2 separate regions of the Homo sapiens genome follow, and region 1 is linked to region 2. Evidence: read pairs that join two places in POLR2A ChIA-PET (ENCODE). Cell type or tissue: MCF 10A. All regions are shown on one strand. Each heading gives the region's core, and the rest is flanking DNA. Links, peaks and the distances in the headings are about the cores only. Region 1 has its middle 55 kb from the start of MIR550A3. Region 2 holds the start of MIR550A3 (microRNA 550a-3).

Region 1 (11,843 bases), core at 1-8,000, 53 kb before region 2:
GAACTTAAGTGTGGATGCCATAAGAAAAACATTTTGGAAAATATTCATGTGCTTTGCTTTGTGTGTTTCTGCATTATGCCACGTTTTCCCTAGTTAGGTAGGAATTGTGGGCAGGGACTGGGAAGAATTAGGATTGTCATAGCAGAAGTGCAACAGGGAAGAGTTAAGGATAAGCTTCGAATATGCAAAGTAGGATTTTGCAGGAAGTAATTTGCAAGGAAGGCTGAGCCAAGCCCATGGAATAGACCAATGAGTTTATTGTAAAGTAACACCAGATTGAAAAGGAAGAAACAAGACAAGCTCCCCCTCTAGCCCCAGGAGTGCCTTTCAGTAGCTAACATTTTAAATTTTTCCAAAAGCAGGTTTTTATTAGAGGTGTGATCTTCCTCTGAGTGAGTCTTCAGGACAATGTTCTTGGGGAGAGGGATGGGCAGGATTATTCAGTCAATGACTATGTGCTCAGGTTGCCTGGAATGGGTGGACTGGAACCAGAAAAACTCAGCTTCCCAAAGGATCAAGACTCCCCTCACCCTTGCAGCTTGAATCCTGTTTCTTAAAGGGTTGCCAGGAGCTTACAGTTGATGGGGTCAGACAATGTCTTGCACAGGTGGTATGGAACATGTTTGCGTGCCTGGTCCTTGTGTGCTTAGAGCTTATTAGCTACAAACAAGATTGTCGTTGTATTTGCAGCTTTAGAAAAGAGATTAGCAGGGGAACAGAGACTCTCTCTTAAAACTGAGCTCTCTGTCCAGCTGCATTGCCCTGGTCCTGTTTACTTACTAAATATATCCATCAGTGGAAAGCTAGTTAACTGAATTTTAGAACAAATATACAATAGAATACTGTGCAGTCATTACAAATGATGATGAGGATGTATAATTTTCACATTAAAAGATATAAATAAATATCTTGAAGGAAAGGAAATTAGTTAAATTCAGGATAAGTATGCTCTAGTTCATAAAAATAATACTTTGTAAATTTGTACATGAGATTGTGTGTCTACATATATGCACAGAAAACTATACAAAAGGCTATTCAATAATTTAACATCTTTTATCACTTAGAGATGATGTTTTGGTTAATTTTTACTTTTTCCTTTGAGCTTTCTGTATTACTTTTTAAATTTTACTTTTACATTCTAATTTTATTATCAAAAACATAAGGAACTCTTTTCATTGTGAAATAAAGTATTTATGATGCTCCACAAAGTGCACTGAACATTGCTCACATCATTTAATTATCATTTCAAATAACTATTAACATTTAAAAACAGAAATTTAAAATTAAATAATTAAATTAAAAATAAATAGTTAAAAACTGTATTTTATATGTGTCTGTGCTGTAGTTTATATACGATTTCTCTTATGTTGGGGGTTTGGGTCAATTCAAACTTTTGATAAATTAATGGATGAATATTTTATATATAAATTCTTGAATGTTTGACTAGTTCATTAGGATATAGATAAAAATTTACTAAAGTAAAATAAATTTAAAGAAATATGGCCAAATTTCCCTACCTAATAACTACAGGGTCTTTATCTAGTTATATTTGTGTATTATTGTTCTAAAAATATCATTGCTCTTTGATAATTAAAAAGAAACAATCTTGTTTTCATTTAGATTTTTTTAGTTCCTAGAGAGGCTGGACATCTTAATGTTATTTGCTATTTTCATAAAATATTAAATTTATGAATTATGTTTTCCTAGGCTTTGTTAATTTAAATTTAAACTGAGGGAAGGGAATCTTTCTATAATAAGGCCATGAACTCACTTCTACAAATATTTATAAATATTTACTCATTTTTATATTCTTTATTTTTATTCTATTGGTTGTGGTTTTAAAATATATATATACGGATGTAATAAATGTTTTATGCAGCCAAATCTATTACAAATTTTTCTTTTGTAATATTGTATTGATTTGTATGCCTGGAAAGTCCTTTCCCCATCCCAAACCCAGTCAGCTACTTATTCTTCCTTATTTTATAGCTTAATCATTTACATCTAATTCTTTAGTTTGTTTGGAATTTATGCTGATGTATGATATGGGATGAAGATCTAAATTATTTTCTCCCAAATGGTTAACCACCTATTAAGATACTAAATTATTATATCTACTAAGGCCTGGTACCTAATTGTTGGGCCAGTTAGAGGGTTTTTCAAGAATAATTTGAAGCAGTTTATAGTTAATTGCCTGTTAGAAAAAGCATCTAGAAAAACTAAAACCTCCGGCGACAACTAGTCCCCACACCTTTCCTGGTTTTGCACCTGTATTACCTTCCTGTTCCTGGCTGCAGTGAGCTCCTGATCAACCCCGTCCTCCTCCAAGTGCATTGCAGTGCATTGCAGTCCATTGCAGCCCTGTAGCAGAAGCAGAGAGGCAGGTATTAATTTGGGGTGAAACAACCAGGGCTACCTCCTAGAGCTGTCCCTGTGCAGTGGAGAGATAACCGACAGTTGCTCAACAACGAAGGCTCCAAATCTCTGGGGTCTCGGGATACATGGAAACCTCTTCTTCAACCTGGGACAGGAGCCCCTTAGACACAGGCTAATAACACTTCTCCTGGTGTGTGACAGATAGTTGACTAATGTGTTTCCTGCCTGGGAGTTGCAATTGGCAGCCGATTCTATGAAAGGCTTTCATGAATCATTTTGGAAAGCATGCATGTTGAGGAGCAGGGAGGTGAGTCAGGCATCTCTCTGCCTAGCAGCCCAGCCCCTGTAACGCAGATGTCCACTAATTACTTTCATACTTAAATGATTTACTACATTTAAATCAGTCCTTTAGAGAGGACCTCATACTTGCTGATGCAATGAGTATACAATAAATTGTAATGTATATAAACTATATAAAGCATCTGACAATGCTTTGCTTCCCTATTCATAAACTTGGATATTTTTAACTGGTATTTTATGCCTTAAAGATAAGTCCTTTTTTTTTTTTTTTTTTTTTTTGAGACAGTGTCTCCCTCTGTTGCCCAGGCTGTAGTGCAATGGCACGACCTCGGCTGACTCCAACCTCTGCTTCCCGGGTTCAAGCGATTCTCCTGCCTCAGCCCTTTCCGAGTAGCTGGGACTACAGGTATCTGCCACCATACCTGGCTAATTTTTGTACTTTTAGTAGAGGCGGGGTTTCACCATGTTGGTCAGGCTGGTCTCAAACTCCTGACCTCAACTGATCCACCGGCCTCGGCCTCCCAAAAAAGATAAGTACATTTTAATTATTGTAGCCACTGTAAATGCACTTAAAGCTAATTATACCGAAGGGGAAAAGAGAAGAGTTTCAAAATTCTAAATGATAATACTTTACTTTTTGTAGCCCTGTCTTATCCAAAATAACTCTTCAACATAAACTTTCCCAAAACTTATTTTTCGTGAAAAAATGTGTGTCCTGTTCTAATGCAGGTCTTCATGTGTCTGCAATAACTGTATCCCATTCCAGAATATGTTGCTGAAAAAAACCCACTAGCAAGGTGGCAGTGTTATTTCAACAGGATCTCCCACACCTTATGGCTACTTTTATTCAGAGTATAGTGCAATTTCTCCTTAGTGAATTAATCTTTTTTTTTTTTTTTTTTTTTGGAGACAGAGTCTCGCTATGTCGCACAGACTGGAGTGCAATGGTGCGATCTCGGCTCACTGCAACCTCTGCCTCCTGGGATCAACCGATTCTCCTGCCTCCGCCTCCCGAGTAGCTGGGATTACAGGCACCTGCTGGCTAATTTTTGTATTTTTAGTAGAGATGGGGTTTCACCATGTTGGCCAGGCTGGTCTCAAACTCCTGACCTCAGGTGATCCACCCACCTCGGCCTCCCCAAGTCTAGCATTACAGGTGTGAGCCAACACGCCCAGCAGAATTAATCTTTCAATAGAACTTCTTCTGTACCATTCAGCAAAATAACCCCACTCAGATCCAACCTACCATCTATAAGTGATTAGAGATAAGTGTGTTTTGTGCATTTCTGAATATTCTATTCTAATGTGCTCTCTAGTCACAAATAAGCAGCTGAGTCAGCCTGCCCTCGGGGCTGTTGCATCCAGATTTTAATCTACACACATAATTGTGTGGCACTTTATTCATCTGGCTGGGCAGTGACTCAAGTGTGTCTCTAAAGGGGCAGAAAATTGAAAAGCTAACAGGCTATCCTGACATCTCAGATCAATGGTTTTTCTTCCTTCCTATCACCAAATTTTGAGAAACTTACCTGAGTTAGAAAAGTTGCTGCAGCTGTTCCCTCCGGCAGTATGTTCCATTCTCCATGGCTCCTAATTAGTGTTCAACTTGGTCTTTTTTTCCTACTCTAGCTTAAGATGCATCTCCTTGACTCCATCCACCCCATCCAATACATGTGTCACTGCCTCTGCTCCTGAGCCTGGCTGTGTGTCTACCCATTATAGGCTGGCTCAACCAAGCTCAATCCAGGCACTGCTAAAGAGGCCAGAAACGATGCCAATGGACATGCTATCAATGGCACAAGGTATGTCAGAGCTAGATTTGTATTCATTTTTTAAAAACAGATATTACATTTCTTTTCTATTATTTAAGAAAGAAAACTCAAAGTGCTTTTCAAACAGATGTATACCCCAGTGTTTATTGAAGTAGAATCCATAAAAAAACTACAAAGCTAAACTTGTATTATATTTATTTTCTTGAGCTGGGGGGAGTATTGCATTAGAACATGTTGTTCTGGTCAGCAATAACCAGAATGCCTAGTTCTTTATTCCATGATATTTAGGACCGTGGACATATTCCTATGAATGGGTTGGAGTAGTCCTGCATGAAGTATGGTCTACAGATTGGTGCTAGTCTACCAAGAAATTAGTACAGAAATTGGGAGAACATACCCAGTGTTGGCAAGGCTGTGAAGCAACTGGAACCCTCATACATTGCAGGTGGGAATGCAAATTGGTACAGCCACTTTGGAAACAGCATGGCAGATTCTTAGACAACTATGAAACTTTATGCACTTACCATACAACCCAACAATCCAACTTCAAGGTAGTTACTCAAGAGAAACAACACACATGCCCATACAAAGACTTGTATGTAGCAGCATTATTTACAATAGCCAAAAACTGCTAACAAGCCAAATTTCTATCAACTGGTGAGTGAATAAACAAATTGTGGTGTATCCATATTACAGAATATCATATAGCAAGAAAAAAGAATGGAATCATTTATACAATATGGATGAATATCAAAGACATTAATTTTAAGTGAAAGAAGTGAAACACGAAGATTACATACTGTGTGATTCCATTTACATGAAATTCTACTAAAGGTAAAACCATAGTGACAGAAATCAGATATGTGGTTATCTGGGACTAGGGATGAGGGTGAAGGGTATCAATTGCAAAGGGACAAGAGGGTTCTTTTTAGGATGATGAAACCATTCTGTTTCTCAATGTTGGTGGAGGTTAAATACTGCATACAATCATCAAAATTCACCAAACAGTACTCTTAAAGTGAGTGGATTTTATTGTATATACATTATACTTCAATAAAGCTAAGGAACAAAAGAAAGAAAGAAGAGAGAGAGGAAGGAAGGAAAAGGAAGGAAGGAAGAAGGGTGGGAGGCAGGGAAGGAGAGAGGAAGAAGGAAAGAAGGAAGGAAGGAAGGGAGGGAGGGAGGGAAGGGGAGGGAAAGGGGAAGGAGAAGGGGAAGGGGAAGGGAGAGAGGGAAACAGAAAAGGCCAAGATTCCATTTACTCTCGTGCCTCACTCCACTTCCTCTATGCCTGACAAACCTGACGTGGCTGAGATCAAGAAATTCAGTAAGTTGAAATTGAAGAATACAGAAACGCAAGAGAAAAATCTGCTGCCTTCCAAAGAAATGACAGAATAGAAACAAGCAGGCAAATTGCAATGAGGCAAGCACGCCAACGTGCAGTATGCATTCCACAGGTATTGCCTTCGTATTTTACTTTGCTTAGCTGTTTAACTTTGTACAATGCAAAGAGGCTAGATCAAGCTTAATGCCTGTGCTGTCCTGTTCACATCAAGGAATTGAGAACCACTGATGATGAGGGCCGCACCTGCCTCTCCCTTCTGCCTATCTGGCTGTCATGGCAGGAAAAGAGCTTGCATGTTGGTGAAGGAAGAAGTGGGGTGGGATGACAATGAAATCTAGAGTAAAACCAACCTGGCCCAAGGTGTCCTGCTGGCTACTAAATGCCATTTAGTCAGAGTGCCATTATTTTTTTGTGTTTAAAATGATTTTAATTATAGGAATGCACAATGTTTGTTTAAAAAACAAACAGTTTTAAACACTCTCCCTCAAAGAAAAAAGAAAGGGCCAAAATTAGGAAATTTTCTTTCTGAAAGTAAATGAGATATTCAGTTTGGAGGGAAAAAATGAAATTTCATTAAGCCCCAAAAGGGGACAATTTTGAGCCACAATCAATAAGCCTAAAGCGGAGGTATTTTTATTTTATGTTCATCATGATGAGTTCTGGGATTTCCTTGTAACACAAGTGCAGGGGGACCGGACTAATACCACATTTCAGTCTTCCTGCGTCACATCAGACACTGTGAGTCAGGGAGCATCATTACACCTGGGGTAGATCTGAATCCTGGTAAGAATGTGCTACATATACCTTCAGAGCAAGCCTTTAGAGTGTGGTCCACCTTCTCTGAAAACAAAATGTCATTCTTACTATAACATTTATTTTGTGTTTTTTTCTTTTTGCCAGCACCTCAGGAATAAGCATCCACAGCTTAATGTTTACATCAATGAATCAAGGCTGTTTCCATAGCAACACCTCTACTTCTCTGGAACTGCAATTTTATGTCAATTTACTATTAATGGAAGATGGAACAAAAGCAAGCAGACAGAACAGGAGAAACCTTAACGCCTCAAGACGGACTGGCAAAGCAAGGAGGAAGAGGAGCAGACCTGTCATTTGCCAGGGTTTTAGGGTTTAGTGAACCATGACATTATTTAACATTTAACCATTTTGTGCTTAGGTTTGTAATAATGATTTCATAGGACCATAGAATCTTTGAGCTAAAATCGACCTTAAAAGTCATCTGAAATCCCTTATTTTATTTTAGTTTATTTTTTAGAGACAGAGTCTTGCTCTGTTTCCCAGGCTGGAGTGCAGTGGCGAGATCATAGCTCACTGTAGCTTCGAACTCCTGACCTCAAGCGATCCACCTGTTTCAGCCTTTCAAAACACTGAGATTGCAGGTGTGATCTACTGTGCCCAGCCTGGAACCCCTTATTTTAAAGTCAAGGAGACTCAGTCCCAGACATAGTAAGGGATTTAATGAAGGTCATTTTGCTGGTAAGGGACACAGTCACAAACAGAACATGGGATACAGAATTTAAGCCTGGAGTTCTGTTTACTCACAACACAATATTGTCTCTTTCATCTGTTAGTTCCGGTACCTGAGGCTCAGCTAAATACTTTTTTGTGGAAATCCATTCTGCTGAATACCAAGACTTTCTCTTCCTGGTCTACCAACAAGGGAGCCGAGGCCATCAATTATGGCTAAGCAGGGCCATAGCCTATAATTGAGAAGTAAAATTAGAAGCCATATAGCAAGCCTGTATCAGTTAGGGTTCAATTGCAGGAAGCATATACAACCCTAGGGATTTTATGCAGAATGGGATTTAATACAGGGAATTGGATGTTTATAAACTTGGCAGAACTAGGCTGTAGGCTAGGTTTCCAGGAATTATGCCCAGAACACTGCAGAACTGTTTCACCAGAGAAGCTATTACAACTGTCCCAACCAGGGAGCTTGAATATCAAGAGATTGCCCCTGGAATGACTGAGTCCGAGATCATCGGCCAAGGTAATGCTAGTGCAAATAAGATCCAAGATCAAGTAGCTGGTATCTGGGAATCACTGGCACCACAGCAAATGCCCCTTACCACCCACAAATCTGGAGAGACTGGACACCAGACCACTTCAGGGATTTGTGAGGAACTCCATCCTCTGGCTATATCTGACATCAGAAAACAGTCAAGAGAGCAAGAGAAAAATGCTGCAACCTCATTTCTACCTTCCAGTTTCCAATGAAGCATCTCATTGTCAGGACCTAATTTGCATCCAGAACCTTACCTGCAGGAAAGTATCAAAATATAGTTTGTTTATGTGTTGTAAAGCTTTCCAATTTCTGCCATACTGGAAGGTGCACTAAAATGAAGAGGCAATGACTACTGAGTATCAGCTGATAATATCAAGGTGAAGAAATTCATCAGTAGGCACTCTAGCGAGTTAGTTGATATGAGTTCACTACAATTTGGAACATTACATTGAGAAGTAGAAGAACACCTTGAGTTGTGAGACTAGAGGAAAAGAACACCCTAACAGTTTACCAGTGGGAGAGAATATAAGGTGAGGTACCCATGTTAGAGAGCATTTGGCAGAATTCTAAAATGTGAAAACAGGGCCAGGCATAGTGGCTCACACCTGCAATCGCAGCACTTCGGGAGGTCAAGGTGGGAGGATTGCTTGAGGCCAGGACAGTGAGACCCTGTCTCTACAAACAATAAAATAAAATAAAAACTAGTTGGGTGTAGTGGTGTGCATCTGTAGTCCCAGCTACTTGGTAGGCTGAGGTGAGAGAATCGCTCGAGCCCAGGGTTTTGAGGCTACAGTGGGCTGTGATCCCACCAGTGCACTCCAGCCTGGGCAACAGAGTGAGACCTCACCTCAAAAAAAAAAAAAAAAAAAAAAAAGAATAAGAGAAAATGATATGTACTATCATTGAAGCATTGAAGGATCTTTAGGACATACTGTAGGATTTAAAAGTTAGTTTTAGTATATATGATATGATGTTATTTACAACCCAAAAAAGGAGAACAACCCACAAAACAATTAACTGAGTTCTAGGGACACGTAATTTAGTTACTAGAGTGATTATGAGGCAACCCCGTGTGAATAATTTACAAAGGAACTGCTCAGCACCGATTCCTAGGCTCTCGCACACCTCAGATAGACCTGGGATATGAAAAGATCAGAGTGGGCCTGGTGCAGTGGCTCACGCTTGTAATCCCAGCACCTTGGGAGGCAGAGACAGGCAGATCACCTGAGGTTAGGAGTTCAAGGCCAGCATGGGCAACATAGTGAAACCCCATCTCTACTAAAATTAAAAAAATTAGCTGGGCATGGTGGCAGGCGCCTGTAATCCCAGCTACTCAGGAGGCCGAGACAGGAGAATTGCTTGAACCCGGGAGGCGGAGGTTGCAGTGAGCCGAGATCACATCATTGCACTCCAGCCTGGGCAACAAGATCAAAAGTCCATCTCAAAACAAAAACAAACAAACAAAAAAACAAAAAACAAACAAACAAAAGAAAAGAAAAGAAAAGGTCAGAGAGATGAGAGGGGAGACTTCCAGGGGAAGGGAAATTTCTGTTATTCACACTCAAGTGTAAAGAGAGTGAAAACCAGGTATATAAAAGGGGGGTTTTCCTGGCTCATGCCCAGGAAATCTAAACAGAGGAAAGGGGCCAACTAAGTGCTTTCTGTGGGAGTCAGAAAGTGCTACTGCACTGAGCAAAGCCACCTCTTTCTGCATGGGCGAAGTCAGGGATGGGTGAGGGTTTCCCTTGGGCTGGGATAGGCATGTGGGAGAGAGAGGCGCTCAAGTCCTGCCCAAGTGGACCCAGAGGCAAAGGTGAGGGACCCCAGTTGCAGGAGTGTGTGTTGCTTGGGCTCCTGGGAGCTGCAGTTGGAGCTGGCATTCCTGGGGACCAAATAACACAGTGTGCAGCAGAAGAGACATCCCCAGAGCTGGGAAGGTCTGGATCGAGTGTATTCGTTTCTTAGGGCTACTGTAAGAAAGTACCACAAACTGGGTGGTTTAAAACAACAGAAACTTGTCTCACAGTTCTACAGACTCAAAGTTCAAAATCAAGGTGTCAGCAGAGCCATGCTCTCTAGGGAATTTAAAGTCTCTAGGGAATAATCTTTCCTTGCTTCTAACTCCTTTGGTTGCCAACCTTGGCATTCCTTGGCTTATGCAAGCCCTGCCTCTGTCTTCACATGGCCTTATTTCACCTGTGTCTCCTCTGTGTTCTCAAATTTCTCTGCTTGTAAGGATACTAGTCATCGGATTTAGGGCCCATTGTAATCCAGTATGACCTCATTTGAGTGCAGTGGCACCATCTCGGCTCACCGCAACCTCCGCCTCTCAGGTTCAAGCGATTCTCCTGCCTCAGCCTCCCAAGTAGCTGGGATTACAGGCTCACACCATCACAATGGGGTAATTTTTGAATTTTTAGTAGAGATGGGGTTTCACCATGTTTGTCTGACTGGTTTCAAACTCCTTACCTCAAATGATCTGCCCGCCTCAGCCTCCCAAAGTGATGGGATTACAGGTGTGAGCCACCACACTCAGTCTGAACTCATCTTAATTTGATTACACCTGCAAAGACCTCTTCTTTAAATAAAGGCACATTCACAGGTACTGGGGCTAGGAGCTCAACATGTCTTTTGGGGCTGCATGCAGTGGCTGGCGCCTATAATCCCAGCATTTTGAGAGGCCAAGGCAGGTGGATCACCTGACATCAGGAGTTCGAGACCAGCCTGGCCAACATGGTGAACCCCGTCTCTACCAAAAATACAAAAAATTATCCAGGCATGGTGGTGGGTGCCTGTAATTCCAACTACTCAGGAGGCTGAGGCAGAAGAATCGCTTGAACCTGGGAGGCAGAGGTCGCAGTGAGCTGAGATCATGCTACTGCACTCCAGCCTGGGCAACAGAGTGAGACTCTGTCAAAAAAAAAGGCTTTTGGGAGAACAGAATTGATCCATAACACAAGCAAAGTGACCAAACCCAGGAAAAGCCAGCTGTAAAATCAGCCAGGGTGGGAGCCCAAGGCTACCCAGTAGATGAGAGCTGTCTAATGGTCTAATACCCTCATGTCTCCTCCGCCCTCTGGCCTTGGTCTTGGGAAGCAACGCTCAGCAAGGGAGAGGCGGTGGGGATGGGCAAGGAGCAGAACAGATGGTCACACCTTTCTCCCCAAAAGCAGACAGCCAAGGACTGTACTCTGTAGTGGGAAAAAGATGTTCTATCTTTAAATAAGCACTAAATTGTTAATTAATATCTTGGACTGAGCATTCTAAAAAAACTTCTTATTTTGGAAATGTTTAAGCATACAAAAATAGAGGAAATAGAATACCGAGTTCCCTATGTACCCATTGCCCAGCTTCAACAATTATCAACTCATGGCCAATCATTTTTTTTAATCTACACCCTCACCCACTCCTCCCTCTCATAGGCTTCTTTTCATGTAAATCTCAGATATATAATCTGGACATATTTCATTCAGTTATTTCAACATGCCTCTGAAAGAGAAAAACTGTTTTAAAAATAAACAACAACAGACACTGAGGCCTACCCGAGGTCTCAGGTAGGGAGGAGGGAGAGGAGCAGAAAAAAATAACTATTGGGTACTAGGCTTAGTACCTGGGTGATAAAACAGTCTGTACAACAAACCCCCATAACAGGAGTTTACCTGTATAACAAACCTGCACATGTACCCATGAGCCTAAAAGTTAAAAAAAAAAAAATTAAAAAAACCCCACAACATTATCGTAGCCTCAAAATTAAAAACAATCCCTTAATATCAAATATCTACTGAATGTTCAAATATTCCTGTTTGATGTGTAAAACTTTTCATATGTTTTCTTTGTTCACCTGAAGATCCAAAAATCTCTCTTTACACATTGCAATTAGTAATTTCTTGTAAGTTGCTTTTAACCCGTAGGTTCCTCTCTCCTCCTCATCTTTTTTTCTTACAACTTTTTCTAAAGAAATTGAGTGTTGCCGGGCGCGGTGGCTCACGCCTGTAATCCCAGCACTTTGGGAGGCCGAGGCAGGCAG
Region 2 (13,039 bases), core at 4,309-12,308:
CAATAGTTTGAGTTTTTCAAGGAATTGGTATATTCCATCTAAATTGACAAATTTAAGTGTGTACAGTTGTTTACAGTATTCCCTTATTATCTTTTTGATGTATGCAGAGTCTGCAGTGATAGCCCCTGTTTCATTGACATGGATATGGATAATTTGTGTCTTCTCTTTCTTTGTCAGTCTTGCTAGAGGTTTGTCAACTTTATTGACCTTTTTGAAGAACCAGCTCCTTTTTTCCCTTGGCTTTTCATATAGTTAGATATTTGTTCCCTCCAAATCTCATGTTGAAAAGTGATCTCTAGTGTTGCAGCTGGGATCTAGTGGGAGGTGTTTGGGTCATGGGGGTGGAACCCTCATGAATGACGTGGTTCCCGCCCCACAGTAATAAGGGAGTTCTCCCTCTGTAAGTTTATGTGAGATCTGATTGTTAAGAGAATCTGGGACCTCACTCGTCTCTCTGTTGCTCCCTCTCTCTTGACCTGCCCCCTCCCCACTGGAACCTTTCTCTCTCTTGTTTGCTCCCCCTTCGCCTTCCACCGTGATTATAAGCTTCTTAAGGTCTTCACCAGAAGCAGATGCTGGTACCATGCATGCTTCTTGTACGGTTTGCAGAACCATGAGCAAAAATAAACCTCTTTTCTTTCTAAACTACCCAGTCCTCGGGTATTTCTTTATAGCAATGTAAAAAAGACTAATACAGCTTTCTCTATTATTTTTCTATTTTCAATTTCATTGATTTCTACTCTTTATTATTTCCTTGATTCTACTGGCTTTCAGTTTATTTTGCTCTTTTTTTCCTAGGTTCCTAACTGGATGCTTAGATTATTGATTTTTTTCCTCTTTTCTAACATATTCATTTTAGTGCCATACATTTCCCTCACAGCACTGCCTTCTCTCTTGCCTATACGATATATAAATATTTAAGTAATACAAATGTTTGCTATTGGGAAGACGGAGTGGATGTACTTTTCCTGATTACTCCCTTGAAGTACAACTGAAAACCCTTTGAGTTATACACAAATCAAACATAAGAAGACTCTGAAAAGTAGAGAGAAGACAGACTTGAGACCCAAAGAATAACATGGTTATGAGTTCCATGGGCTCTCTTTGTGCCTCATTTTCTCAGACTTGGAGTTAAAGAGGCTGGCAATCCAGAAATGCCAATGGGCACTGCTATGATTTGAATGTGTCCCCTCCAAAATTCAGGTGTTGAAACTTAATGGCCAATGTGATAGTATTAAGAGATGGGACCTGCAAGAGGTGAGTAGGCCATGAGGACTCCCCCCTCATGAGTGAGACTAAAGCTCTCTTATTCTCCTACTATCTCCCATGTGAGGACACAGTGTTCCTCTCCTTCAGAAGATGCAACATCAAGGCACCATCTTGGAAGTGGAGAGCAGTCTTCACCAGACGCTAAATCTGCTAGCGCCTTGATCTTGGACTTTCTTGGACTCCAGAATTCTTAGACTCCAGAATTGTAAGATATAAATTTCTATTTTTTTCAGTTTTGCCAATTTTATTGAACCAATAAAATTCCTACTAATAATGATGAAATAATTTCTGCAAGTATAAATGTGATACAGTTTAACAAAACCCATTGTTCTGTAACTATACATAGATTTTCAAAATGTCATAAAAAGTGCAGTTATGAATTGTTAACATGTTAATACACAGTTCCTTTATTCCAGCACTTTGGGAGGCCGAGGCAGGCAGATCACCTGAGGTCAGGAGTTCGAGACCAGCCTGGCCAACATGGTAAAACCCCGTCTCTACTAAAAATACAAAAATTAGCCAAGCACGGTGGTACACACCTGTAAGCTCAGCCACTTGGGGGGCTGAGACAGGAGAATTGCTTGAACCCAGGAGACAGGTTGCAGTAAGCCGAGATGGTGCCACTGCACTCTAGCCTGGGCAACAGAGTGAGACTCCGTCTCAAAAAAAAAAAAAAAAAAGAAAAAAAAAGCTTGAAAACCATTAGATTCCTTAGAGGACTGGTTGAACATGTTCATACCAGAGGACTGAAAGTGACTTTCACTTTTTTTGCATCATCTGAATTTTTTTTTTTTTTTTTGAGACATAGTTTCGCTCTTGTTGCCCAGGCTGGAGTGCCATGGTGTGATTTCAGCTCACTGCAACCTATGCCTCCTGGGTTCAAGCAATTCTCCTGCCTCAGCCTCCCGAGTCGCTGGAAATTACAGGCATGCATCACTACGCCCGGCTAATTTTTGTAGAGACAGGGTTTCACCATGTTAGTCCGGCTGGTCTCAAACTCCCGAGCTGAGGTGATCCACCCGCCTCAGCCTTCCAAAGTGCTGGGATTACAGGCGTGAGCCACCACGCCCAGCTGCATCATCTAAATTTTTATAGGAGTGAATTCTTATTTCTTCTGCAATTAAAAAAAGAAAACTTCCAAGTAAAGATAACTAGTTGTACACATTCATTAGTTTCCGCTCCGTCCAAACATCCTACTAAAATGATAAAAATGTAATTTTTAAAGGGAATACGCCTATAAAAAAATCAAGAAGATGAAATAAAAAGCAGTACCTTTAGACTCTGGAAAGAAAATTAATGAGTAATAATTTTCACTGCAGAACTAGGAAAGCAGAGAAGCAAACTGATTTACAGCAGGCACAAGAATTGGCAAGCACAAGATATCCCTGGAAGCAGGGGTGAAGGCAGGCCTAAAAGAGAAAGATTCATCGCCAGTCTGCGTAAGAAGCTGTGAGATCTCCTAGTTGTCCTCCCTGACTTGCAGCAGCTAAGCAACCCCAACCCTGGCACTCTACTACAAGTTTGTTATTAGGAGAGGGAAAAGTTTCTAGACTTGCAGACAACAGGAATAGCTGAAGGCAGAGGTCCTGTATTGATACTAAATACGGAGATTAAATGAAAGTATCACTTTGAGTATTAAGACTCTCAATCTTCTTCTCACTCTGCTCCTAGATCACTAGCATAAACGACTGTGTATTCCAGGCAAGAAAAGCCATTTCTGGAAAATATGACCAGCCCAAGAGAAAAGACAGTAATATTCCTAAGAAAATGGCCCAGACAGAGGACACTACATGCACAGAGAGCTTCCAATTTGCTTTTTAGCGCCCCCCACTTTAAAAGTATCAGGAGTTAGCCAAAGATCACCAAACATTTAAAGAAAATATCTAACAAAAGAATGAAGCCAAACAAACAGAAAAAGCAAGTGGGAAGAAACCGAGTCATCAGGAAAGGGAACAAAGCATACACATACATATATATACATACACATACATATATACACTTATACACAAACAGATGCACATGTAAATACGTATCAGTAATATTCTTAGAAAAAGATATTGTACCCACAAAACAAAAATGGAATATATGAAAAAAACATTATTTTTTAAAGACCTCAGAAATTTTAAAAAACATTAAAAATTAAGTTAAAAATTAAAATTACAGAAACAAATAAAAACTGACAAAAGAGTTATAAGATCACATTTTTAAAAGTCCCTATCTGGGCATGGTGGCATACACCTGTAATCCCAACTACTCAAGAGGCTGAGACAGGAGGATCACTTGAGCCCAGGAGTTCAAGGCTGCAGTAAGCTAGGATCACACGACTACACTCCAACCTAGGTGACAGAGCCTCGAGACCTTGTCTTTAAATAAATAAATAAATCCCTCAAAAGAAAAAAAGAACAAAAACCAAAGACATAAAAAAATTGAAGAGAAAAAAGAAAAAGCAAAGGATTACTCTAGGTGTACAACATCTAAATCATCAAAGAAAAAAATGGCAGAAAAAAAATCACAGAAAGCAGCTGACTCAAAGAGCCTACCAAATATGGTGCACAATGAATGAAAACAGTTCCCTCCCAAGGCATGTAATAATGAAATTTTCATACAAAGGATCAAAAACCATAATGACATCTATGTGCTCAACAGCAACACTAGAAGCCAGAAGGCAACAAGGCAACACATTTTAAATTCTCAGGGAAAATAACTTCAACCTAGAATTCTATATCAAGTCAAAGTACTAATCAAAAATGAGGGCAGAAATAAAATATTTTCAGGAATGGAAGCCTCAAAAAAATTTTACCTTACACATATTCTTTCTCAGTAGGAACTACGAGATTATATCAACTAAAAACAATGGAGAACATCAAGAAAGAAGACACATAAATTCAAGGAACCAGGAAACTGAACATAAGAGAGAGGCAGGCAAATACAATTTCCAAGATGATGATGAACAAAGAGGGATCTCATAGGATAATCATTTCAGAACAGGGTAGGTCAGAGGGTCTCCAAAGAGACTTTAACAAGAAAATGAAATTCAGGCAATACTCATTATATGAATAATCTGAGAGGAGATTTATACAAATGAGGGAGGGTTGTAAAACTAAACAGTTTTTTTAAACTAACAAATTTTTAAAAGACAAAAGAGAAAACACAAAATTGTACAGGAAAAGAAAAGCAGCCAAATGTGAAAAGAACTCTGAATTATTAAAAGCTAATTAGATTCTGTACACTTCACAACTACAATACAGAATAACTCACACTTAAAATACTACAAGTGGTTGATCTAACTTCTGAGTCTCATCTCCAGATAATAGCTAAAGCAATTGTCTACTTTACCACCGACTTCTTATGACATAGACTCAAAAGAGATAGTGCTTATGAAGTAACTTTCCTAACACATAAATTACTATATGAAAGTAACTGTATTAGTTCAATATTTATAAAGACACTTAAAGTGGCCAATAATATTAAATATTCTTAATTTTAGTTATTCTGTTTTAAAGAAACTAATGGCAATCCTCCAAAGAACTCTGTGTATGGTAAGGTGGAGGAAGAGTGGACAAAAGGAGTTATTAAGGAACTGACATTTCAAGGTGACCAGATATGCTGTTTTTGAAGAAGTGCTATGATAGACAGGAAATATGGAGAATTACAAATCAAGACTTCAGGGCTGTCAGACTGAAGGGTGCTGAAGCACCAGCAAAGCAGTGAATTGCTTTAGTAAATGCCAAGTCATCCAGGTTGCCTGAGATGTAGTAAATCATGTAGCTGAAAAAAACTAAGTTTTTCAGCCTCTGCCCTGAAGCAGCAGCACACACTTAATGAAAACACTGACCTACCTTATCAACCATCCTTCCAACCATCTCCAACCGCCCACAAAACACACTCACACTGATAACACTTTGTAACACATTCAAATGGTTATAAAAGAGCTATAAGCACAGTATAATTTTACTTCTAAGGCAATTTTATAACTGTCTCCATTTGTATAATCTACATTATGCCTATTTGGTTCAAAAATTAATTTACCTATATTTACATTATACAAATAAAAACATAGCCTACCACTTCCTTCTAGAGCAATACATTTTTATACATAATTTAAACACAGCAATAATTCTGATAATAATCATCTTAAAACATAATAATGTAGTTATCAAATACATTTTGGGAAATATTCAATATTTACAAAGTTTTTACCATGTGTTTGGCATAGTAAATGTGCTGAAAAACTCAATTCAAATGTTCAGGGGAGAATTTTGTAAATATAAGAAAGATACATTCTAAAAATAATGAAAACTGGATTGTTTTTGCAAAGTCTGATCAGTTGGGAAGAGAAAGGAATACGGTATCAGAGTAAAGCACATGGTCATTCTGAGGAGGGTGAGACTGGAAGTGGGGCATAAATCTTGGATGTTTTAATTTTTTCATTCATTGAAGAGGCTCCTTCAATAGTTAAAAGCATAAAGGTATGAAGTATGTGGACTACTTTAACCCTCATAATACTACAAAAGCAGGTTTTTGTTTTGTTTTGAGACAGAGTCTCATTCCGTCGCCCAGGCTGGAGTGCAGTGGTGCAATCCTGGCTAACCGCAACCTCAGCCTCCTGGGTTCAAGTGATCCTCCTGCTTCAGCCTCTGGAGTAGCTGGGACTACAGGCATGCACCACCACACCTGGCTAATTTTCGTATTTTTGCTAGAACCTGGGTTTCACCATGTTGCCCAGGCTGACCTCAAATTCCTGAGCTCAAGCAATCGCCCCCCCTGGGCCTCCCAGAGTGCTGGGGTTACAGGTGCAAGCCAATGCACCTGGCCTGATTCTAGAGACGAGAAAATGGGGGTACAGAGGAACTAAGAAACTTGCTTAAGGTCAGCCCAAGAAACATGACTTGAAGACTTAAACTCTTCCCCACAATAACAGAATACAGCCTGGACATAAAGTGCATCCCATCTCTGCTTTCGTTAATTTATGGACAGACGCAGAACTCAAACTGAGCTAATCTGAGTCCTTTCTGCTGGAGGCAGAGAAAGGTACTCCTTTCAGGCCTGTAATTATACATAATTTAAACACAGCAATAATTCTGATAATAATCATCTTTAAAAGCATGCAGTTGGAAGTACAGAGAGTCTCAAGGCCCCAGCTTAAAGAAGGCCCATACTGGGGCCTGGGGGCAGTGGCTGACACCTGTAATCCCAGACACACACAGACACAAAGACACACACACACTCTCTCTCACTCTTTCTCTCTCTCTCTCTCTCTCTCCCTCTCTCCCTCTCTCCCTGTATAAATTTCAGCTCCAGGGGCCTTGGTTCCTGCATTTGTTCCTTCAATTCTCTAAGTTACCCTAGGATCCTTTTCAATAATTTGAAACAATATATAGTGTTTCCACCTAATGCTATTTTGAGTTATGCTTCTATCCTTTACAACTGAAAGACTTTAGATTCTCTGACCATGGTGCAATACTTTTATATTTTTTGAGACGGGGTCTTGCTCTGTCACCCAGGCTGGAGTACAGTGGTGCGATCTCGGCTCACTGCAACCTCCGCCTCCCGGGTTCAAGCAATTCTCCCGTCTCAGTACCCCCTAATAAGCTGGGATTACAGGCACCTGCCACCATGCCTGGCTGATTTTTGTATTTTTAGTAGAGATGGGGTTTCACCATGTTGGCCAGGCTGGCCTCGAACTCCTGACCTCAGATGATCCACCCACCTCGGCCTCGCAAAGTGCTGGGATTACGGGCGTGAGCCACAGTGCCGAGCCACGGTGCAATATTTCTAAATTAACACTAGAAGTAACGATAGGGTAGTAGTAAGGATAACCACAATAAAGCCACACTTTAAAATAACTTTCAAGTAAAAGAAAATATCAAAATGCAGTTAACATGATTACTCCTCGATAGAACTGACTTTTAAAAGATAAAAAATGTGTACTCAATGACAATGAAAATGGTAAGTATCCAAAGCTATGGGAAGTGACTACATGTAACGAGAAGTAAACACAGCCTTAAACGCTTTTATCATTAAAAAATGATAAATAAAAAATAAAAGAACTAAAAGCTAGGAGAAAGAACAAAATTAACTTTACAAAATGAGAAAGAACAGAATAGAGGCAACAGTAGAAAAAAATTAAAAACCAACAAAAATAGAAAAATTTATTGTTCAACTGAGCACTGGCTCTCTGAAACATATTACACATAATAAATAACCCATTATGTATATATGGCTTCTTTGTTCTTTTTTTTTCCTCAGCTCATATATAAATAGGTAAATTAAAGAACTATTACACACTAATCACAATTCAAGCAAAAATTAGGATATTCCACATGGTCAGAACTTATGAAATTCAAATGACTGAATATACCTATAATTTTCTGACACACTAAATCTTTTTGTTGCTAAAAAAAAGAGCCCTGAATGAAATAATGACTCTGACAGGTGATATTACTCGAAATATATCTACCAATCTGCACTTATAAATATCAAAAACCTCACAAGCTTTTATTGGTTAAAAAATTTTACATAGTCCTAAAGATTATACCTTGCTAGAAGCTGTTTCCATTTCTAATGAGCAATTTGGCAATAAAGATCAAATGCCTTGAAGAAAAGCACATCTTTGTTTCTGGCAATCCCATGTTGCTGATAAATTTCTAAAAACTGGCCGGGCACTCACGCCTGTAATCCCAGCACTTTGGGAGGCTGAGGTGGGCGAATCACTTGAGGCCAAGAGTTTGAGACTAGCCTGGCCAACATGGCGAAACCCAGTCTCTACTAAAAATACAAAAATTAGCCAGGCATGGTGGTGCACACCTGTAATCACAGCTACTTGGGAGGCTGAGGCACAAGAATCGCTTGAACCTGGGAGGCAGAGGTTGCAGTGAGTCAAGATTGCACTACTGCACTGTAGCCTGGGCGACAGAGCGAGACTCCATGCAAAAAAAAAAAAAAAAAAAAAAACTGTAAAAATTTGCTTACCAAGGTGTTCACGGCAACAGTATTTTATTATAACTGTACCAAACTAAATGTTCAGCTATAAGGAACAACCAAATAAATCCTTGACTCTTCATTTTCTCTCATACCTCCACATCTAATCCAGGTGGCTCTATCTTCAAAACACTGGATATGCAGAATCTGGCCACTGCTTAGCACCTCCAGCACTGCCACCCAGTCCAAGCCACTGTTATCTTTCATCTGGATTTTTGACTCCTTGCTGACTCTTGCCACCTCACACAATAGCCAGAGTAATCCTTTAAAACCCAAGTCAGATTATGTCTATCCTCTGCACAAAAATACTCCAGTGTCTCTCCATCCCTCTTTAAAACAAAAGCCGCAAACCACAGGTCAGTGGTTATGAGGCAGTTTATGATTCTGTCCCAACCTCATGCCACCCCACTACGCTCTCATCTTCTACAGCCCTCTGCACTCCAGCTGTAGTAAACCTACATATCAGGTACACTCATGCCTCAGGGCTTTTACAGTTACTGCTCCCTGTGCCTGAATATGTTTTTCCCCCAGAGATCCTCATGACTTGCTCCTTCACTTTCTGCTTGAATTGTCACCTTGTCATTGAGGTCATCCTTAAAACCCGATTTAAAATAGCAACTATAGATAGGCCTCCACCCCATAATCTCTATCAGCCTTTGCACTCCATTTTTTTCCATTACACTCAATGCCCTAACACACTATGTATTTTACTTGTTTACTATCTCTCCCAAATAGAATAATAAGGCCCCTAAAAGCAGGGATTTTTATCTTATTTCTTCACTGCTGTATCCCCAGAATAGTGTTCGGAAGAGCAGGTCCTCATTAAATATTTGAGTGATTTTTGGAATACTGGGTAATAATTAAAAATCATGTTATAAAAAATTTTAATGTGATGTTAGAAACTGGTGGAAATGGAAAGAGCACGTTATCAAAGAATATGTAACCCATGGATCAAGAAGAAATCATACGGGAAATTAAAATACATTTTTCACTGAATGTTAACAAGAACCCTTCAAAATCAGTGGGATTCAGGTAAAGCAATTCTTGGAGGAAAATGTGTAGCTTTAAAACTTCGTATTAGAACATCAGAAAGGTTAAAATCAAAACAATATAAAAATGAATGTTCCAAATTTTGTGTCTAAAACAAATACATATATAAAAGACATTAACACTTTTTTCTGGTTATTTCTAGTGGTAAGATTATAAGCGATTTGCGATTTTTTTTTTTTGAGATGGAGTCTCACTCTGTGGGTCAGGCTGGAGTGCAGTAGCGCGATCTCCGCTTACTGCAAGCTCCGCCTCCCAGGTTCATGCCATTCTCCTGCCTCAGCCTCTGGAGTAGCTGGGACTACAGGCGCCCATCACCACGCCTGGCCACTTTTTTGTATTTTTAGTAGAGATGGGGTTTCACCGTGTTAGCCAGGATGGTCTAGATCTCCTGACCTCATGATCCACCCGCCTTGGCCTCCCAAAGTGCTGGGATTACAGGCGTGAGCCACTGCTTTTCTGTATGTTAGTTTTTCTCTAGTGAACAGGTATTATTTTTATAATTAAAAAAAAAGGTTTTAAAAAACTTCCTTTCCCTCTGGTTGAATTCTAACTGCTGGCCTCTTCCTCTCCCTGTCTCTTAAAATACTTGCTCCTCTGGATTCCATCCTTGTCCTTCATCAATCTATATTCATCCCTTAGTAATCTTATCCACTTTCTGGAATCATTTATATCCTGCAAATTGATTTCTCAGTTTTTTGTAATATCCCGAATTAGAGACTCATGTTTCCAGCCACTTAAAGGATACTTCTATGCAGATGGAAATCCGATAGCCACTCAAATTTAACAGGCCTAAAAGGAACTCATTATCATTTCCTAAAACTTGTTCTTTTCATCTTTAATACTGGTAAAGACATCACTATGTACCCAGGTTCTCAATTCTATCAGTTCTACCTTAGAAATCTCAATCAAATCTAACTTTTCTTCTCCCTCACCAATGCCATCTTTTCAACGTAGGCATCTTCTATCAGTTATATTCTAAAAGAATCCTAACTTATCCTCCTGCTATCACACTCTCCTCCTTAAGAACTGAATCCTGATCAGGGTTGCTGCATACAGCCTGAAGTCTGCACCACTAGAGAAGGTTGCCATCCATGTAAACTACGAATGTTAATTGTGCCCAATGGCCTAATCATGATACTCCCCCTGCTTTCAAACTTCATTGGATAAAACAAACCTACAGCACTATAAAATCCTTCAACTGGCTCCACTTTCTATTTTTCTAGCTTCGGGTTCTCATCATTCCTCTATGCACCCTACAATCCAGACATATTTAACTTTTCAGTATGCCCTATCAAAACCCAAGCTTTTGTGGATTTTTCTTTAGTCTACAGTGCCCTCTCTCCATAAAACTTCTAAATCCTTCAAACTACAATTCAAATGTATCCTCCTCTGTGAAGCATTTTTTGACTAGCCTAGACAAAGATACTTCACGAAGCATTTTGTTAATAGTTCTATTACAGAATTTGTTGCACTGTATAATGATCACACATATCCATCTCTCAAATTCAATGGAGAGTTGAGCAGTGCATAAAGAAGCCCCACATTTGAACCCTGAATATCTACAATGCCCAGCCCCTAAAAGGGGCTCAATTCATGTTTATTAATACTATATTTACCATATGCATTAGTACAACTTTTTAAAAGTAAATAAAAACTGAGTTTAAAAAAAAAGTTGCATGTTCAGCTGTCAATCTAAGTCTATAATCCATGTGGCAGACAGAACTGATGGGACTATTCTTGATTCCTACACTTCCTGGTGTTTAAACCTTTGTATAATTCCCTCCCCTTGCACGTGAACTGGACCTATGACTTGCTTCTAATCAATGAAATACAGCAAAGGCAATGGGTTGTATGTGATTACATGTACACGATTATGTAAGAACATAGCACCAGTTCACCTTTGATAGACTCTCTTCCTTTGCTGACTTTGAAGAAGCAAGCTGCTCTGAACCTAACAGACACAAGGAAATAAATTCAGCCAATAACCCAAGGAAGTCTGGGGGCAGACCTTTCCCCAGTTGAGTCTCTAGATAACAACCCAGCCCTGGCCAACACTTTGACTGCAGTCTTACAGAGGACACAGCTAAGTTGTGCCCAGCCTCTTGATCCATAGAAGTTGTGAGGTAATAAACGTGTTGCTTAGAACAGCTAAATTTGTAGTTATTTGTGAACAAGCAGCTTAGAACATGAATAAAATAAAATAAAAAAAAAGAAAATGAATAAAATCAGAACCTAAGGTATTTCTGAACTCTTTGTTCACAAAAAGGCCTATGTTTTGTCCAATTTCTAAACAAATAAATGTCATGTATATGCAAAATTAAAACACAGACTAACATTTCAAATAAACAATAGTTCTTAAGAATATTTACATAAGGTAAAACTTAGGAAGTAATCTGCTACATAAAGCAGTTCCTACACTCTCTTTTAACACATTTGCCAGTATACCCAATTGTACATAATACTTAGTACATGTAATAAGTTTAATATTAGGGCAATTCTCCTTACAAACCCAAATAATAATAAATAGTTTAAAAGTTGATATCTAATTAATGTATCTGGTAATCAAAAGAACTTACTTACTGGTCACCAGGCAAAGCAATCAAATTGGAGGAGAGCAAGAGACTTGTTGGAGATGTGCCTGAGGGAGTAAGACACTATCTTACAACAACAGGACTCTTACTCCCTCAGGCACTGCACCAGCCAGCAAAGCATCAAAATACCAGGTTCTTAGGTCACGCTGCTCTCAGATCAGTGATGCCCTGTGCAACTCACCAATCCTCCCCACCTTGCAGTCAAGAATAGTTCCAAAAAATCCCCAAAGCAGAAACTTCCATGACACAGGCCACACTTACACACAGCAAAACATATAACACGAAGGTATGAAATCACAAGTGAGGAACAATAACCACCAAAATTCTTATTACTTCAGGAGTGGCAGGGGTTGTGGTTAGAAGGCTCATTTTTTTTAGAAAGAGGCAAACATTCCTCTTTGGTCACTCCCCATAAAAGCCTTCAATGGCACAAAATAACATTCAGGAATAGGAAGTAGATTAATTACAGTATCCCAAATTCAAACATTTTGGCACTTGATATTGGTAAGGAGTGATAACTGAGACCAATTCCATAATGGTTAATTGATGAAGACAACCTAACAGCATAAAACTTCACATCTGCTTAAAAATTAAGAGAAATCGTCCTAGAAATACAGGTCTTATTCAACATATTCAGTTTTAAGAGATAACCCACACTCCTTCAATATAAGAAAACATGTTGCACAAGTAACAAGGCACCTGAATTACAATCAGACTACTGAAATACTCATGAGCAAGCCACACCCAAAAAAGCTCAAGAAAATCAGGAGGCCAAAAGCAACCCAGCACCACTGGTTGTCTTAGATTAAGTCATTTTACATTTTCACTTCTGGACTCAAGGATACATTATAGAAGTCCACACGATTTCTCTGGAAATAATCTCCATGTATTGGTATATTTCTATAGCCCAATTCATCTACCCCATCCTTGCTGCATCATTAAAGGCTATTTTACCACTCATGTTATGCTCTATGAACAATAGCTACTTGACAGTGGAAAAAAAAACGTAGACGTAAATTAAAGCCAAACAAACCCTAAAATACCATCAACATTTTTAAATATTAGGAAATACCCTTAAGACCTTTTTTAAAACAAAGGTGATGGACCACACTAGCAGTAGTCAAGAAAGCGTCTGTTCGCTTTAACAC

The links. Peaks named below come from ENCODE experiments on the same cell type or tissue, not always from the same donor. Only the 100,000 strongest peaks of a DNase experiment are listed, where the experiment ranks them.
Region 1: POLR2A ChIA-PET joins it to region 2 with 10 read pairs; 3 of 35 experiments call an interaction of 5 or more read pairs at or near these places.

Annotation. Positions count from the first base shown.
Region 1 is chr7:29,620,141-29,631,983 of GRCh38, forward strand. It overlaps the pseudogene TMSB4XP3. Among named protein-coding and RNA genes, the nearest start is that of MIR550A3, 55 kb to the right of the region's middle. RefSeq lists a silencer at 2,393-2,687. In MCF 10A, for the core only: no CTCF peak of the experiment used is centred there; DNase peaks (open chromatin) are centred at 2,651 and 4,041.
Region 2 is chr7:29,668,816-29,681,854 of GRCh38, forward strand. The region is part of intron 1 of MIR550A3HG (MIR550A3 host gene); the gene reads right to left. MIR550A3 (microRNA 550a-3) reads right to left here and starts at 12,013; the gene lies at 11,919-12,013. In MCF 10A, for the core only: no CTCF peak of the experiment used is centred there; no DNase peak of the experiment used is centred there.